2 separate regions of the Homo sapiens genome follow, and region 2 is linked to region 1. Evidence: read pairs that join two places in POLR2A ChIA-PET (ENCODE). Cell type or tissue: Panc1. All regions are shown on one strand.

Region 1 (8,000 bases):
TCCTGACCTTGTGATCTGCCTGCCTCAGCCTCCCAAAGTGCTGGGATTACAGGTGTGAGTCACCGCACCCGGCCTTTTTTTTTTTTTTTTTTTTTGAGACAGAGTCTCACTCTGTTGCCCAGGCTTTAGTGCAGTGGCAAGATCTCAGCTCACTGCAACCTCTGCCTCCCGGGTTCAAGCAGTTCTGCCTTAGCCTCGTGAGTAGCTGGGATTACAAGCGCACGCCACCACGCCTGGCTAATTTTTGTATTTTTAGTAGAGACGGGGTTTCACCATGTTGGTCAGGCTGGTCTTGAACTCCTAACCTCATGATCTGCCCGCCTCGGCCTCCCAAAGTGCTGGGATTACAGGTGTGAGCCCCCGCGCCCTGCATTTTTTTTTTTTTTTTTTTTTTTTTTTTTTTTTTAACGAAAATCTAAGTAGGGAGAGAGACAGAGGGAAAGGAAGCTGCAGATACTGGCCAATCTTAATGCTGGTAACTGGGCTGGAATAAGAAAAGGAGGGCGAGAGAGCACTGTATGTTTGTGTGAACTTCTAAGAATAATTTACTTACTTTATATCTGAACATGGTAATAAATACTGGAGTCAGCCCCCGAGAAAGCCTCCTGAAACCGTATTTCTTCCATCTCATCTTTCTTCCTAGACTATACAAGAAATGTTTTATGTCTAGTAGGTTGTTTGTGAGTTTTAAGATTAGTAATCATAGTGAAATAATCATTACAGGTGTAAATAACTGAACAATTTCCTCCTAAAGAACAAGCATTCAGGAGAAGTAATAGCACCCATTTCTACCTTCTTGTGTTGAAGGATTTGGTAAACTAATCGTTGGCACTAAAAGGCAGATTTGATCTTTTTTTTTTTTTTTTTTTGAGACGGAGTTTCGCCCTTGTCGCTCAAGCTGGAATGTAATGGCGTGATCTTGGCTCACCACAACCTTCTCCTGCCTCAGTCTCCCAAGTAGCTGCGATTACAGGCATGCGCCACCACGCCCAGCTAATTTCGTATTTTTAGTAGAGACGGGGTTTCTCCATGTTGGTCCGGCTGGTCTGGAACTCCCGACCTCAGGTGATCTGCCCACCTCAGCCTCCCAAAGTGCTGGGATTACAGGCATGTGCCACCATGCTCGGCTGAGTTTTGTATTTTTAGTAGAGATGGGGTATGGGGTTTCACCGTGTTGGTCAGGCTGGTCTCGAACTCCTGACTTCAAGTGATCCATCCGCCTCAGCCTCCCAAAGTGCTGGGATTACAGGCGTGAACCACTGTGCCTGGCCGATAATTTTTTGATTTTTGATATATTTTCCTTCTTTCTCTCCCTTCCATTTTACAGCCCCCTTACATCTTTGATATGAACATGTTTCTTTTGTTTTTTAAAATTAAAAACAATGGTCGGGCATGGTGGCTCATGCCTGTAATCCTAGCACTTTGGGAGGCCTCCCAAAGGATCAGCTGAGCTCAGGAGTTCAAGACCAGCCTGGGCAACATGGTGAAATCCTCTCTCTACCATTTAAAAATTATAAAAATAAAAAATAATAATAAAATTTAAAACAAAACAAAAATCTCTTATTTTCGTTGTAAGATTGCAGTAGTAATTGTGCTTATCATAAGGTCTGATTGAGTAGATAAAATAAATCAGGCAAGATATTTTACTTCATTGGGTATCAGGTGTTTTTTGTCTCTTGACATTTACTAAGCAGTATAACTTCAATTTAAACAATTTTGTCTCATACTCAGTTTTGTTTATGGTGGTAGACATTATTATCATCATTTTACAGAAAAGATGAACAAACTGCGATTCAGAGAACCTAAAAGATTTAGTGTTATCAATGCTGTGTCATTTTAATATCATTAAAAACCATAGAATTGCTGGTGTTTGTATTGTTTCTCTCTATAGCACTTTTTATCTTTCTTGTTTTTGCTCTCTCTTGCTTTGTAGGTTTCATCCATCCTTCTTTCATCTTCCCTTTTACTTACTGCACCCTCTGCTTCCATACACATACCCTAAATTAGGTATCTCCCAAGGGAAAAAACTCGCCAGAACTCTCTTCTCATAGATTGTCAGCATGACCTACTCTCTCACCTCCTTGAGAATTTTGATGTTTTGGATCACCTTTTCTCTGAAGCCTTTCCTGACTGTCCTATTTAGTTTTCATCTCCTCCCACTAGAATATAAACTCCATGAGGTTCCAGATTGTTATCAGTGTGATTTAGCGTTGTGTTCTCAACTTCTACAATATTTGGCATGTAGTAAACACTTTTTAAACATATACGGAATGAATGTATGAACGAATCACTATGTTCTCATCTTTGGATTCTTTATTACCTTGCACATAGTAGTTATCAGGTTTATTCAGTTAAATGTAATTGCTTTTAAATAAGAATTCTGATTTCTGAAAAAGGTTTCAATTTTGTCTTCCCAAATTGAGTGTGCACAAAAAGTACATTTTTTTCTAAGCAATTATCTCTGTTTTCCTAAGGAAATTGGAAGTAACTTTCAAAATGTTATAAGTTGTTTTTCTAAAACTTAGCATTTAAAATATTTAAAGCTATTCATTCCTCGTTTTCTTGCTTTAACTTACTCAATCCTCATGCTAATTCTGACAAACACATTCTTTAGAACCATCTGTACAAAAGGAAAATCATTTAGATTTTTTTCAATTGACAGTTATTATCAGTTGGCAAAATGGAAGCAATATTAAGAATAATTTGATTGACAGTCACTTTTGGAAACTGGCACTGTCTACTACAGTTAAACATACACATACTGTATGATCCAGCAATTCCATTTGTAAATCTATACTCACCAGAAGGATATGCCAGAAGACATGTACAAGAATGTTCATAGCAGCATTATTTATAGTAACTCAAAATTTCCTTCCTGTAGGAGATAGCTTAAAAAGGAAAAATAAGGCCTGGCACTGTTGCTCAAGCCTGTAATCCTACCACTTTGGGAGAGCAAGGCAGGCGGGTCACAAGGTCAGGAGTTCCAGACCAGCCTGGCCAGCATGGTGAAACCCCCCCCCCGTCTCTACTAAAAATACAAAAATTAGCCAGGCATTGTGGCACACGCCTGTAGTCCGAGCTACTGGGGAGGCTGAGGCAGGAGAATTGATTGAACCCGGGAGCAGAGGTTGCAGTGAGCCGAGATCACGCCATGCCACTGCACTCCAGCCTGGCGACATAGCAAGACTCTGTCTCAAAAAAAAAAAAAAAAGAAAAAGAAAAAGACTTTTTAAATAATAGTTCAAAAGCGGAAGCAACCCTAATGTCCACCAACAATAGAATAAATTGTGATATACCTATACAATGGAATAATATGTAGCATCTGCAACAAATTGATTACTGCTACATGCAACAGCATGGATGAATCACCTGGACATAATATAATGTTAAGCCAAAGAAGCCAGACATAAAAGAGGACATACTGTATAATTCCATTTATATAAAGTTCAGGCCAGGCACAGTGGCTCACGCCTGTAATCCCAGCACTTTGAGAGGCCAAGGCAGGCAGATCACCTGAGGTCAGGAGTTTGAGACCAGCCTGACCAATGTGGTGAAACCCTGTCGTTACTAAAAACATACAAAAATTAGCTGGGTGTGGTGGCATGGGCCTGTAGTCCCAGCTATTCAGGAGGCTGAGGCAGGAGAATCACTTGAACCCGGGAGTAGGAGGTTGCAGTGAGCTAAGATCGCACCATTGCAGCCTGGGCAACAAGAGCAAAACACCATCTCAAAAAAGTAAAATAAACTATGATAAAATAAATTTTTAAAACGAAGTTCAAAAATAGGAAAAGCTAAATCTGTGGTAATGGAAGCCAATGTTAGTGGTTATTTTGCAGGGAGTAATTACTAGGAGTGCCACCAGCAGGGTTTCTGGAGTTCCGGTAATGTTCTGTATCTGGATCTCAGTAGTGGTTACATGGGTGTGTTGTAAATTTCCATTAAGAGGTATATTTTAGATTTGTATGCTTTACTGTATACGTTATGCCTTAGTTTAAAAAACTACTCATACTGTTTTCTCCTGCAACCTGCCCATGTAAATTTGGTAACGGAAATACATCTATACATCGAGAAATCCACTTAATCCTGATCTTGACCCAGAAATAGTTGATAGCTCCCTATTTTTGGCACAACACTCTGAAATGTGTGGTGTTCACAGTGGATTATGTATTTCCTGTGTGTATACATGAAAAAAATTTGTGTTGATCAGTTCTCACGTAACTTTTGAAAAGTGTAATTTGGATAAAGCATCATGAGACCTACTACAGTCACAGCTGCCTCTAGATCAATGACTTTTTTACTTCTTTTTTTAAACTGTAGCCAACAATACAAAATACATTGTACTTAGCAACCCAGAGCCAATTTGTGTGTAACTAGAATAAATGTTTCGTGAAATAGTATTTACTTCCATTGCTTGTGAGGTCTCACCATTTTATTCTGTTCATTAAAACACAAGATGTAAGGCCGGGCACGGTGGCTCACGCCTGTAATCCCAGCACTCTGGGAGGCCAAGGCAGGCGGATCACCTGAGGTCGGGAGTTCCAGACCAGCCTGACCAACATGGAGAAACCCCGTCTCCACTAAAAATACAAAATTAGCCAGGTGTGGTGGCGCATGCCTGTAATCCCAGCTACTCGGGAGGCTGAGGCAGGAGAATTGCTTGAACCCAGGAGGCAGAGGTTGCAGTGAGCCGAGATTGTGCCATTACACTCCAGCCTGAGCAACAAGAGCGAAACTCCGTCTCAAAAGAAAAAAATAAAAAGAAAAAGCAAGATGTAATTTGTTACCAACTAAATTTTCACACCGCATTTTAATTTAATGAAACTGCCCTAGATAATATAAATATGAGTATAAACAGAAACCCAAACTGAATTTTGTTTTCAGATTTCTAGTTACATCTAGTTTTTGAGTACTTAATAAATTTAGCTAGTTGCCAAAATAAATGTTTCTTACTGTTTCAGAGAATAGTCAGATCCTTCTTTGCTTCTGGTAGTTTTTAGTTATGCCTGCATTGATTTTGATAGATATGAGAACTTATGTTTATATTGCATGTTTTACATATAATCTCTTCTTAAAACTTCTAAATCTCTAAGTTACTTTCAGAATAAAATATCCTTGCTTTTATGAAATGTGTTCATGTGATGTATTCTGCTTGCAGTATTATAGAGTTTTACCCTAATTTCTAATATATATAGAAATACCAGTGACCATCTCTGATTTTACAGTTGGCTTTATCTAACCGTGTAAGCCATCAGCTGGATGTTAAAACGTTTCATTTTCAGGAATAGTTACACAACTCAGTTCTCATCACTTTTTGTTCTTAAATGGGTTTGCATTTTGTTATCCAACATCTTATAGCTAGTAATTTAAAATTTATTAACTATTTTCTTTGTTTTACAATCACTTTATTTCAACAATATCCCTACTTTTTTGGTAATTCTAGAATTTATTTCCTAACCACAGTCTTTATCCCGTGACCTTATTATGTTATAATTCAATAACAATAAATAATGTGTGACTTAAAAATATGCTTCACTTGGCCGGGCGCAGTGGCTCACGCCTGAAATCCCAGCATTTTGGGAGGCCAAGGCGGGAGGATCACCTGAGGTCAGGAGTTTGAGACCAGCCTGGCCAACATGGTAAAACCCCATCTCTACTAAAGATACAAAAATTAGCCAGGTGTGGTGGCAGGCCCCTGTAGTCCCAGCTACTCGGGAGGCTGAGGCAGGAGAATCACTTGAACCCGGGAGGCGGAGGTTACAGTGAGCTGAGATCCTGGGGGATAAGAGTGAGACTTCCTCTCAAAAAAAAAAAAAAAAAGGCTTATTTAAAGAGGACCTACTCAAATATGCAAAATTAAAATATAAGCAATTACTTTAGTGATATTGTTGAGGAAGTCAACAGTAAGAATATTTTGTTCACTTTGAATTCAATTAATGCTCTATATTTTTAAAATAACTCAAAGAGCCCTGATAATGGGTAGAAAATAGTTATTAAGGCACTTTTTACTTTGTGTTCAAGAAAGATTTGAAGTTATAACTGCATTACAGAAAGTTTTACATTGCAGTTTCTATAAAGATAATAGTTAATTGTATAATGTATTTCATTTTAGAAAATATTTAATGATACGTTATTAGGGTCTTAATAACAAGTTATTGTTTCAGACTCATTGTCTACTATGCTGAAAAAACTTAAATTATTAAGTCATCATGACAAGTCATTCCATTTCTGCTTAATAGAGTTTTCATTGCTTGGCGTGCATATTTGACTAGCACGCAGAAACCAGCAAGTAATTTTTAGGTGGCACAAGAGCTTCACAAATAGACTATATTTTAACATAAATTTCCATTACACATGAGGAATCAGTATTGAAACAGTTGCTCTGAGGCTTTTAATATTGGCTGTGAAATCACTTCAGCTCCAAATCCAAAAGAAAGCATTATTAGCTCAGTAGTTTTAATATATACAGTCATATGCCACATAACAGCCTTTCAGCCAGTGATGAACTGCATGTCTGACAGTTCATAATGGGGCTGAAAAATTCCCATCACCTAGTGACATGGTAATGTAGCACAACACATTACTCACATGTTTGTGGCGATGCTGGTGTAAACAAACCTATTACGCTGCCAGTCATATAAAACTATAGCACATACAGGCTGTGCGCAGTGGCTCATGCCTGTAGTCCCAGCACGTTAGGAGCCTGAGGTGGGCAGATCACGAGGTCAGGAGTTCGAGACCAGCCTGGCCAGCATGGTGAAACCCCATCTTAACTAAAAATACAAAAATTATCTGGGCCTGGTAGCGCGTGCCTGTAATCCCAGCTACTCAGGAGGGTGAGGCAGGAGAATTGCTTGAATCCAGGAGGCAGAGGTTACAGTGAGCCAAGATCGTGCCATTGCACCCCATCCTGGGCGACAGAGCAAGACTCCATCTCGAAAAAAAAAAAATATATATATATATATATATATGTGTGTGTGTGTGTGTGTGTGTGTGTGTGTGTGTGTATGGCACATACAGTTATATATAGTACATAATACTTGATAGTAAATGAAATGTGTCATTGGTTTATATATTTACTATACTATAGTTTTATCTTTTGTGTGTGTGTATGTTGAAGGGGGAGATCATCTTGCTCTGTTGCCCAGGCTGGAGTGCAGGGGTGTGATCACCGCCCACTGTAGCCTCAACTTCCTGGGCTCTGGCAATCCTCCTGCCTCAGTATCCCGAGTAACTGGGAACACAGACTTGCATCACCACACCCAGCTAATTGTTTTTTTTTTTAATTAGTTATAGAGACTTGGTCTCCTTATGTTACCCAGGCTGCTCTGGAAGTCCTAGGCTCGAGTGATCCTCCCATCTCGGCTTCCCAAATTGTTGGGATTATAGGCATGAGCCACTGTGCCTGGCCCAAAATATCTTATATACCATATTGTATTTGTACCTTTTTTATATTTAAAAACATATTTAGGCCGGATGAGGTGGCTCATGCCTATAATCCCAGCACTTTAGGAGGCCGAGGCAGCCGGATCACCTGAGGTTAGGAGTTCAAGACCAGCCTGGCTAATGTGGTGAAACCCCATCTCTACTACAAATACAAAAATTAGCCAGATGTGGTGGCAGGTGCCTGTAATCCCAGTTCAGGCAGGAGAATTGCTTGAACCTAGGAGGCAGAGGTTGCAGTGAGCCAAGATTGCGTCTTTGCACTCTAGCCTGGGTAACAGGAGCTAAACTCCATCTCAAAAACAAAACAAAACAAAACAAAAAACATATTTAGGCCAGGTGTAGTGACTCACGCCTGTAATCCCAGCACTTTGGGAGGCCAAGGTGGGCAGATCACTTGAGGTCAGGAGTTCGAGACCAGTCTGGCCAACATCGCGAAACCCCATCTCTACTAAAAATACAAAAATTAGCTGGGCATGGTGGCACGCACCTGTAGTCCTAGGTACTCTGGAGTTTGAGGTGTGAGAATCGCTTGAACCCAGGAGGTGGAGGTTGCATTG
Region 2 (8,000 bases), 170 kb before region 1:
AGTACGGTGGTGCAATCTTGGTTCACTGCAACTTCCGCCTCCCAGGTTCAAGCAATTCTCCTGCCTCAGCCTCCTGAGTAGCTGGGACTACAGGGGCCCGCCACCAGGCCTGGCGAATTTTTTTTGTATTTTTAGTAGAGATGGGGTTTCACCATGTTGGCCAGGCTGGTCTCAAACTCCTGACCTCAAATAATCTACCCTCCTCAGCTTCCCAAAGTGCTGGGATTACAGGCGTGAGCCATCGTGCCTGGCCAACTTGCATTTATTTCTGATTAGCTGCTCATCTGAGAAAGGTGGCTTAAAAAAAACCACCAAAGTGGACAGACTGAAGCTAAAGACTGTCAGTATATATGCTCTGCTTGGCAAACAGCTGACTTTGGATAGATCTCATTATTTAAAGATGAATAATAAGGGGGAAAAACGTGTAGAGAGAACATGGTTTACAAAAACCCATCTCTTTCTCCAGTCTCTGCAATATTCTATATTTGGTCATATTGAACTATGAAAATCTAAGGCAGGTTTCTTTATTTTACCACAGATATCCTCAGGAAAGAGTCTCCTTATTAAAAGCCTTACTGAATCTCCATAGTATTGTGTCCTCTCACAGTTGCTTCTGTTCTGAGCACCAGAATGCTGTTTGGCAAAGGCTGCTGTAGGCTTGAAATCAACTGGATTAGTGAGAGACAAATTTTACACATCTAAAATTCTCCTGTGTATGGCCTCACAGTTGGAACTGTTGGATGTTATAAGCAGATGATTTAAATATCCCGTGAAAAGCAGTCCATTCGGGCATGTTTCTAGAGATCATAATTTTTTTTTTTTTTTTTTTTGAGATGGAGTCTTGCTCTGTCGCCCAGGCTGGAGTACAGTGGCATGATCTTGGCTCACTGCAACTTCTGCCTCCCGGGTTCAAGCGGTTCTTCTGCCTAAGCCTCCCAAGTAGCTGGGATTACAGGTGCCCGCCACCATGCCTGGCTGATTTTTGTAATTTTAGTACAGATGGGATTTCACCATGTTGTCCAGGTTGGTGTTGAACTCCTGACCTTGTGATCCGCCTGCTTTGGCCTCCCAAAGTGCTGGGATTACAGGCATGAGCCACCACACCCAGCCTAGAGATCATAATTTACATAGAAAGATAAGAGAAAAACAACTCTCCTGATAACGCAAATAGATTTGATGTTACAAAACTGCACCATTATGATTGCTCTGTAATGGATTTTTGAAAAGCATTGTGAAATGGAGATGACTTTCCAGTGCTGATGTCAAAAATGCATATGCAGAGTTTAAATATAATTTTGTGTGTTTTGTTTTTTGAGACAGGGTCTTGCTCTGTCTCAAGTGGAGTACAGTGGCGAGATCATGGCTTACCACAGCCTCAACTTCCCAGGCTCCAGCCATCCTCTCACCTCAGCCTCCCAAGTAGCTAGGACTACAGGCGTGTGCCACCACACCCAGCCAATTTTTGTATTTTTTTGTAGAAATGGGCTTTGGCCATGTTGCCCAGGCTGGCCTCGAACTCCTGAGCCCAAGCAATCTGCCTGCCTCGGCCTCCCAAAGTGCTGGGATTACAGGCAGGAGCCACTGTGCCTGGCCTAATTTTATAATTTTAAATGTCTGTAAAGTAAGCAAAATGACTAGTTGAATTGTACATTAAATATATCTAATCCCTAAGAGTTTATAATGAAAAGGGATCAAAACTTTTTCAATTGCGATAAAACTCACATAACAAAATTAACCATTTTAAAGTGAACAATTTAGTGGTATTTAGTGCATTCACAGTGTCGTGCAGCCAACACCTGTATCTAGTTCCAAGACATTTTCATCTCCCCAAAAGGAGACCCCATACACGTGAAGCAGTCCCTCTCCCATCCCCCTCCTCCCATCCGCTAGCAACTGCTAATTTGCTTTTTGTCTCTATGGATTTACCTGTTCTGGATATTTCACATAAATGGAATTATACAATAAAGGACCGTTTGTTTCTAACTTCTTTCACTAAGCATCCATGTTATAGCATATATCAGACTTCATTCCTTTATGACTGAATAATACTTTGCTGAATGGATATATCAGTGTTTTATTTGTCCTTTCATCAGTTGGTGGACATTTGGGTTCTTTCTACCTTTTGGCTATTGTGACTAGTGGTGTTGCAAACATTCATGTACAAGTTTTTGTTTGAATGCCTGTTGTCAGTTCTTCTAGATATATACTTAGAAGTGGAATTGCTGGGTCATATGGTAATTTCTCTGTTTCAACTTTTTGAGAGACCACGAAACCGTTTTCCACAGTGGTGGCACCATTTGACATGCCCACTAGAAATATATGAGAGTTCCATTTTCTTCACATCTTCTGACAGCTTTTTGGGGTGTTGGGATGATTCGTCTAATTGGGAAAATAAGTACCTTATTTGGGCCTATATGGTATTTTTAATTCTGTGTGTCTGCTCCCAAACTCTGTAGCCCTGCCCTCCCTTATATTGTGTATCCTGTTTCAGATTGTTTCCGTTTCTTCTGAGACACTGCATATACCCCTACATGTATCTGTGCTAGGCATACATCCCTGTAACTTCATGGCATTTTTGTAATTGCTGTGTACCTGTTACGTATACTGAGTGGGAGTGTCTCATTTGCTGTAGAACTCTCTGCATTAGTGTAGTGTCTGGCACACAGTAGCTGCTCAGGCATTTTTTAAGTATATGATTATTGGGAAAACTACAGAGCTAGGGAGAGATCTGAAGAAATACTAGAAATTTTTTTCTGCAAAGAAAACTTTAGAAAATTGTTGACATCATCTGTGGCATGCAGCAAAAGTTGATGTAAAAGGAACAGAAAGACCTATGGAGATAATGGGATGTAATAACAGAAAACATACATAAACAATTGGTTCTGAAATCAGTTAAGAGCAGAACTGGAATTCATACTCTGTGGAATGAATCAGCAATGTGGAAGGAGTAACAAGATTTTTTAAAAAGATTTTGAATTTAGGCTGGGTGCAGTGGCTCACGCCTGTAACCCCATCACTTTGGGAGGCCAGAGTAGGTGGATTGCTTCAACCCAGGCATTCGAGACTAGCCTGGACAGCATGGCAAAACCCTATCTCTACAAAAAATAAAAAATTAGCCAGGTGTGGTGGCATGCGCCTGTAGTCCCATCTACTTGGGAGGCTGAGGTGGATGGATCACCTGAGCCTGGGAAGTGGAGGTTGCAGTAGGCTGAAGTCATGCCACTGCACTCAAACCTGGCGGACAGAGTGAGACCCTATCTCAAAAAAAAAAAAAAAAGATTTTAGTTTAGAAGTAAATCCCAGAATTAAGTAAAAGTGGTGTGTGTGTGTTTGTGTGTGTGACAGAATAGGTTACAAATTTAAGAATTTTAGAAACCGGGCTGGGTGTGGTGGCTCACGCCTGTAATCCCAGCACTTTGGGAGGGTGAGGCGGGCGGATCACGAGGTCAGGAGATCGAGACCATCCTGGCTAACACGGTGAAACCCCGTCTCTACTAAAAATACAAAAAATTAGCTGGGCGCGGTGGCGGGTGCCTGTAGTCCCAGCTACTCGGGAGGCTGAGGCAGCAGAATGGCGTGAACCCAGGAGGCGGAGCTTGCAGTGAGCCAAGATAGCTCCACTGCACTCCAGCCTGGGCGAAAGAGCAAGAATCCATCTCAAAAAAAAAAAAAAAAGATTTTTAGAAACCAAAATAATTGGAATGGAAGCTCTTTTCAATGAAAGAAAACTTTTGTAATTTGAAAGAACCAAAATTAAAAGGGCTTAGTGTTTGGAACAGGCCTGAAGAAGTTGTAATACCATGAATTTAAAAAAACAAAACAAACTCGGGAGGCCAAGGCACAAGAATTGCTTGAACCCAGGAGCCGGAGGTTGCAGTGAGCCGAGATTGCGCCACTGCATGCCAGCCTATGCGACAGAGCGAGACTCTGTCTCAAAAACAAACAAAAAAATCCCTAAAACTATAAGCATCTAGGGCACATCCTCTTCCTGACCAAAAAAATCAAAGTAATACTAGTTTTTTAACCCTGAATTTTAGATAGTGAAGCAGTGTCTATAGTTTTTGAGATGGAAAGTGTCTTCACTTGTTTTTAGAAGACATGAATCACAATTTGAACCCCCAAAGAGCCTCTGAGAGCCTAAAACCTGTTTTTTCTCCTATAGGTTGTTTCCTCACTAGTAATGACAAAGTTATAATCTTAGCACAAAATAAGCAAAGGGGACAGTTTCACACAAAAATTGTACTTAAAATATTGAGTTTGTGTTAAGTTGCTAAATAATGGATGCTCAATATGTATTAATTGAAAGCAAATCATGGTGGTTGTCATTTTAATCATTTTAATGTCATTTTAATCATTTTAATGTCATTTTGAACTCCCTGAATTTGTTAATATTAAATCATTTTGAGATAATCTGTAACTCCTCATGCTGATTGTTAGTTAATTCATTCACTCATTTGAAAACAGTATTTGTGGCATTTAAGCTCACAGGAAAACACTCCAGGCTGGGTGCAGTGGCTCACTCCTGTAATCCCAATACTTTGGGAGGCCAAGGTGGGTGGATCACTTGAGATCAGGAGTTTGAGACCAGCCTGGCCAACATGGTGAAACCCCGTCTCTACTGAAAAAATACAAAAATTAGCTGGGCGTGGTGGTGCATGCCTGTAGTCCCAGCTACTCAGGAGGTTGAGGCAGGAGAATGGCTTGAACCCGGGAGGCAGAGGTTGTGGTGAGCTGAGATCATGCCATTGCACTCCAGCCTGGGCGACAGAGCGAGACTCCATCTCAAAAAAAGAAAAAAAAATACTCTAGTGACTCAATTGTAAAATAAAATGGTTCTAGTCTTATAACTTGTAGCACCTGGTAGACTGAGTATGCCTTAAATGATTGATCTAACTAGAATAATGTGGGATAGAGCATAATGTCTAATTTCCTGGCAGGTCCCTCAGTATAGGGTAGAAAGATAACATGAATATGTACAATAGTGATGGGGTTGACAGAATGTAACACTAGGCTCCCACTTAAATGTACATTTTGTGAAGTCGCTGGGAAGTTGTGTCATAGAATGAAGTTTATCAAGGATCTTTATAACTTGAATATTAAGGAGACTGTCCAGATGTTTTATTCATATCAGGAAACCAAGCCTTTAATGTCTCCCTGGTTACATTCATTTATAACATCCTTTATGCTAAGTCAGCAATAAGTATTATATATATTTTTTGAGATGGGGTCTTGCTCTGTCACCCAGGCTGAAGTGCAGGGGTGCAGTCACAGCTTGTTGCAGCCTCTGCCTCCTGGACTCAAACAATCTTCCCACCTCAGCCTGCCAACTAGCTAGAACTACAGGTGCACACCACCACGCCTGGACAGTTTTTTTATTTTTTGTAGGGACAGGGTCTCGCCATGTTGCCCAGGCTGGTCTTGAACACCTGGGCTCGAGAGGTCCTCCCACCTTGGCCTGCAAAAGTGCTGGGATTACAGGCATGAGCCACTATGCCTGGCCTTGAACCCTCAAAGTAAGCCCATTTGGTAGGTTTGGATATATTCTGCACAACTTCTCACCCCTGCCATTGAATGTAGCTGTGGTTGTTTTGTGCTGCTGAATTGCATTTATACGGGGGGCATAATCTTGGTAAGTCATATCCATCTCCAAGATTTGGGGCATAAAAACTCCTGTATTTCCCTGCAGCTTGGTTAACATTGGCCTAATTGATCTGATATCATCTAATTATTGGCTTATTTTTTAAGAATGCATTAAATATAAAGTTTTTGAAAATTTCCAATCAGCAGTTGATTACAAGTAGGAAAAATTCTTTGAGTCTCCTGGTAGTTTACCAAAGCTAATAATAGTCTGACAACCTCTCTCCAACTGTGGTTGCTTCCTGAATATATTGCTTAAATTTGGAGTTTGTGACCAGAATCAAAAATTCTAAGAGCCAGTGATTCTCTCAAAGGCTAACATGGAGTAGAAAAAAACTATATGTTTAAATGTGGGGACAGCAAGGGTTAAAGGCATTTTTATTTGTTGCTTGAAATCTGTGGAGCCTACAGAAAACAGTGGTTGGTATCCTGTTGATGGAAGAACTAAAGGAATGCTGCATTCTCAGCATTTCTTATTTCCTGTAGAATACAGCAACTGCAGTTTTTATTTGACATTCTGCTAGTTTCCAGGAAGGGCTCAATGAAGTGACTGCTGTCAGCATCTTTTTTCACCGCGACTGATACTAGAGAAGGTAGAGGATGTTTAGGAGCTTTTAAAGGAAATTATGTTTAGTGAAATACTTGGGTTAGGAAGTTAACCAAATCTTTAAGTACTGACTTAAAAATGCTTGTATTGAGAGATGAATGGTATCAGAATGACATACAAGTATCAGCAGGTCTCTCAGATTGTTGACCTATTAACTCTACAGTGGTAACACTTCTAAAGTCCTTGGTAAGATACAAGATTCATTTGCAGAAAATAGCTCCATCTGAAAAACAGTAGCTCATACATACTTCCTTTACATTTTCCCTATTCAGATGAAACAAGGAGGATCTGGAAAATGTGAAGCCAAGCAATAATTGTGAAACATAAGTCCTTAGTAATGCTGTCATAAACCAGTTTTCATGTAGTTTGATTTTCAGCTGATAAAGCTGGTAAATGAGTTATACTACAAATCTATGATTCATTAGGAAGCAAACTCCTTAGGTATACTTACAGAGAAGCCAATTTCCAATGAGTTTATTCTTAACTAATCAGATGTGAGAACTGCTGGTTGAAATTAGTAGGCTCAAAGCAAACCTATTACTCCTTTAATTATGTGGCGTCTGTAGGCACAAACAGATAGATTATGAATGATTGCTGAGAGTGTGCCTTGGTGCTAATGGAGAGTTGTCTTTAGATAGTTTAAGAATTGGGCCTTGAAAAAATTATGGTTTTATTTGGTTGTATGTCTTAAGCTAGCATTTTCTGCCCTTCTTAAGGTATATAGTATTGAATTAAATATATTAATAGGACCATGGCCTCTTTGGTCCTCTTAACAATATTTTCATAGTTTGATCACTAATATATTCTGTTAAGATGCTCATACAACACCATTAAGTTTCCTGATTCCTTGATGTATCAGGGTTTCCCCATTCTGTCTTTAGGAGCATGTGAACAAAGCGAATTGGCCCAGGTAAGGTTTGAGTATATAACAGTAGCATGATGCTAAAACCAGTCTGTTTAAGAACAATCTATATCGGCCAGGCGTGGTGGCTCATGCCTGTAATCCCAGCACTTTGGGAGGCCGAGGCAGGCAGACACCTGAGGTCGGGAGTTCGAGACCAGCCTGAGCTACTCCGGAGGCTGAGGCAGGAGAATGGCTTGAACCCGGGAGGTGGAGGTTGCTGTGAGCCGAGATCGTGCCATTGCACTCCAGCCTGGGCAACAAGAGCGAAACTACGTCTCAAAAAAAAAAAAAACAGTCTATATCATAATACCATAGTCCCAGAACTAGAAGTTCATCAAATAATGGAGTGCTCTGTGCTCCCACACTAAGTGCTTGATGTGTGTTAAATCACCTTAACCTTTCATGGAGCACCTAGGCATGCTGCTTTGCTCCCTCTCAAGTAAGGATGGATACTTTTTTTCCCTTTCCATTTTCCATATTTACAATCAAATGGAGTATATTTTTAAAACCAAGACAGGAAAAACAAAGTTTAAACCATTAAAAACTGATGAGCATTCAACGTAGATTTCTGAGTCTCATTGCTGATGTGTTTTTTATTTTTATTTTTTATTTTTTTGGAGACAGAGTCTTGCTCTGTCGCCCAGGCTGGAGTGCGGTGGCGCGATCTCAGCTCACTGCAACCTCTGCTTCCCTTGTTGCCCAGGCTGGTCTTGAACCGAACTCCTGGCCTCAAGCTATCCTCCCATCTCAACCTCCAAAGCACTGGGATTACAGGTGTGAACCACCATACCCAGTCTTGTATTTGCTTGTATTTGTTTCTTTTGCTTAAACATTTTAAATAAAGTCAGGCTA

Evidence for each region. ChIA-PET counts read pairs that join two places held together with the same protein. Peaks named below come from ENCODE experiments on the same cell type or tissue, not always from the same donor. Only the 100,000 strongest peaks of a DNase experiment are listed, where the experiment ranks them.
Region 2: POLR2A ChIA-PET joins it to region 1 with 8 read pairs; 2 of 35 experiments call an interaction of 5 or more read pairs at or near these places.

What each region holds. Positions count from the first base shown.
Region 1 is chr17:59,794,146-59,802,145 of GRCh38, forward strand. The region is part of intron 7 of VMP1 (vacuole membrane protein 1); the gene reads left to right. Among named protein-coding and RNA genes, the nearest start is that of MIR21, 43 kb to the right of the region's middle. In Panc1, no CTCF peak of the experiment used is centred here; no DNase peak of the experiment used is centred here; H3K27ac peaks cover 8,000 bases.
Region 2 is chr17:59,628,709-59,636,708 of GRCh38, forward strand. All of the region lies in intron 1 of CLTC (clathrin heavy chain), which reads left to right. Among named protein-coding and RNA genes, the nearest start is that of CLTC, 13 kb to the left of the region's middle. In Panc1, no CTCF peak of the experiment used is centred here; no DNase peak of the experiment used is centred here.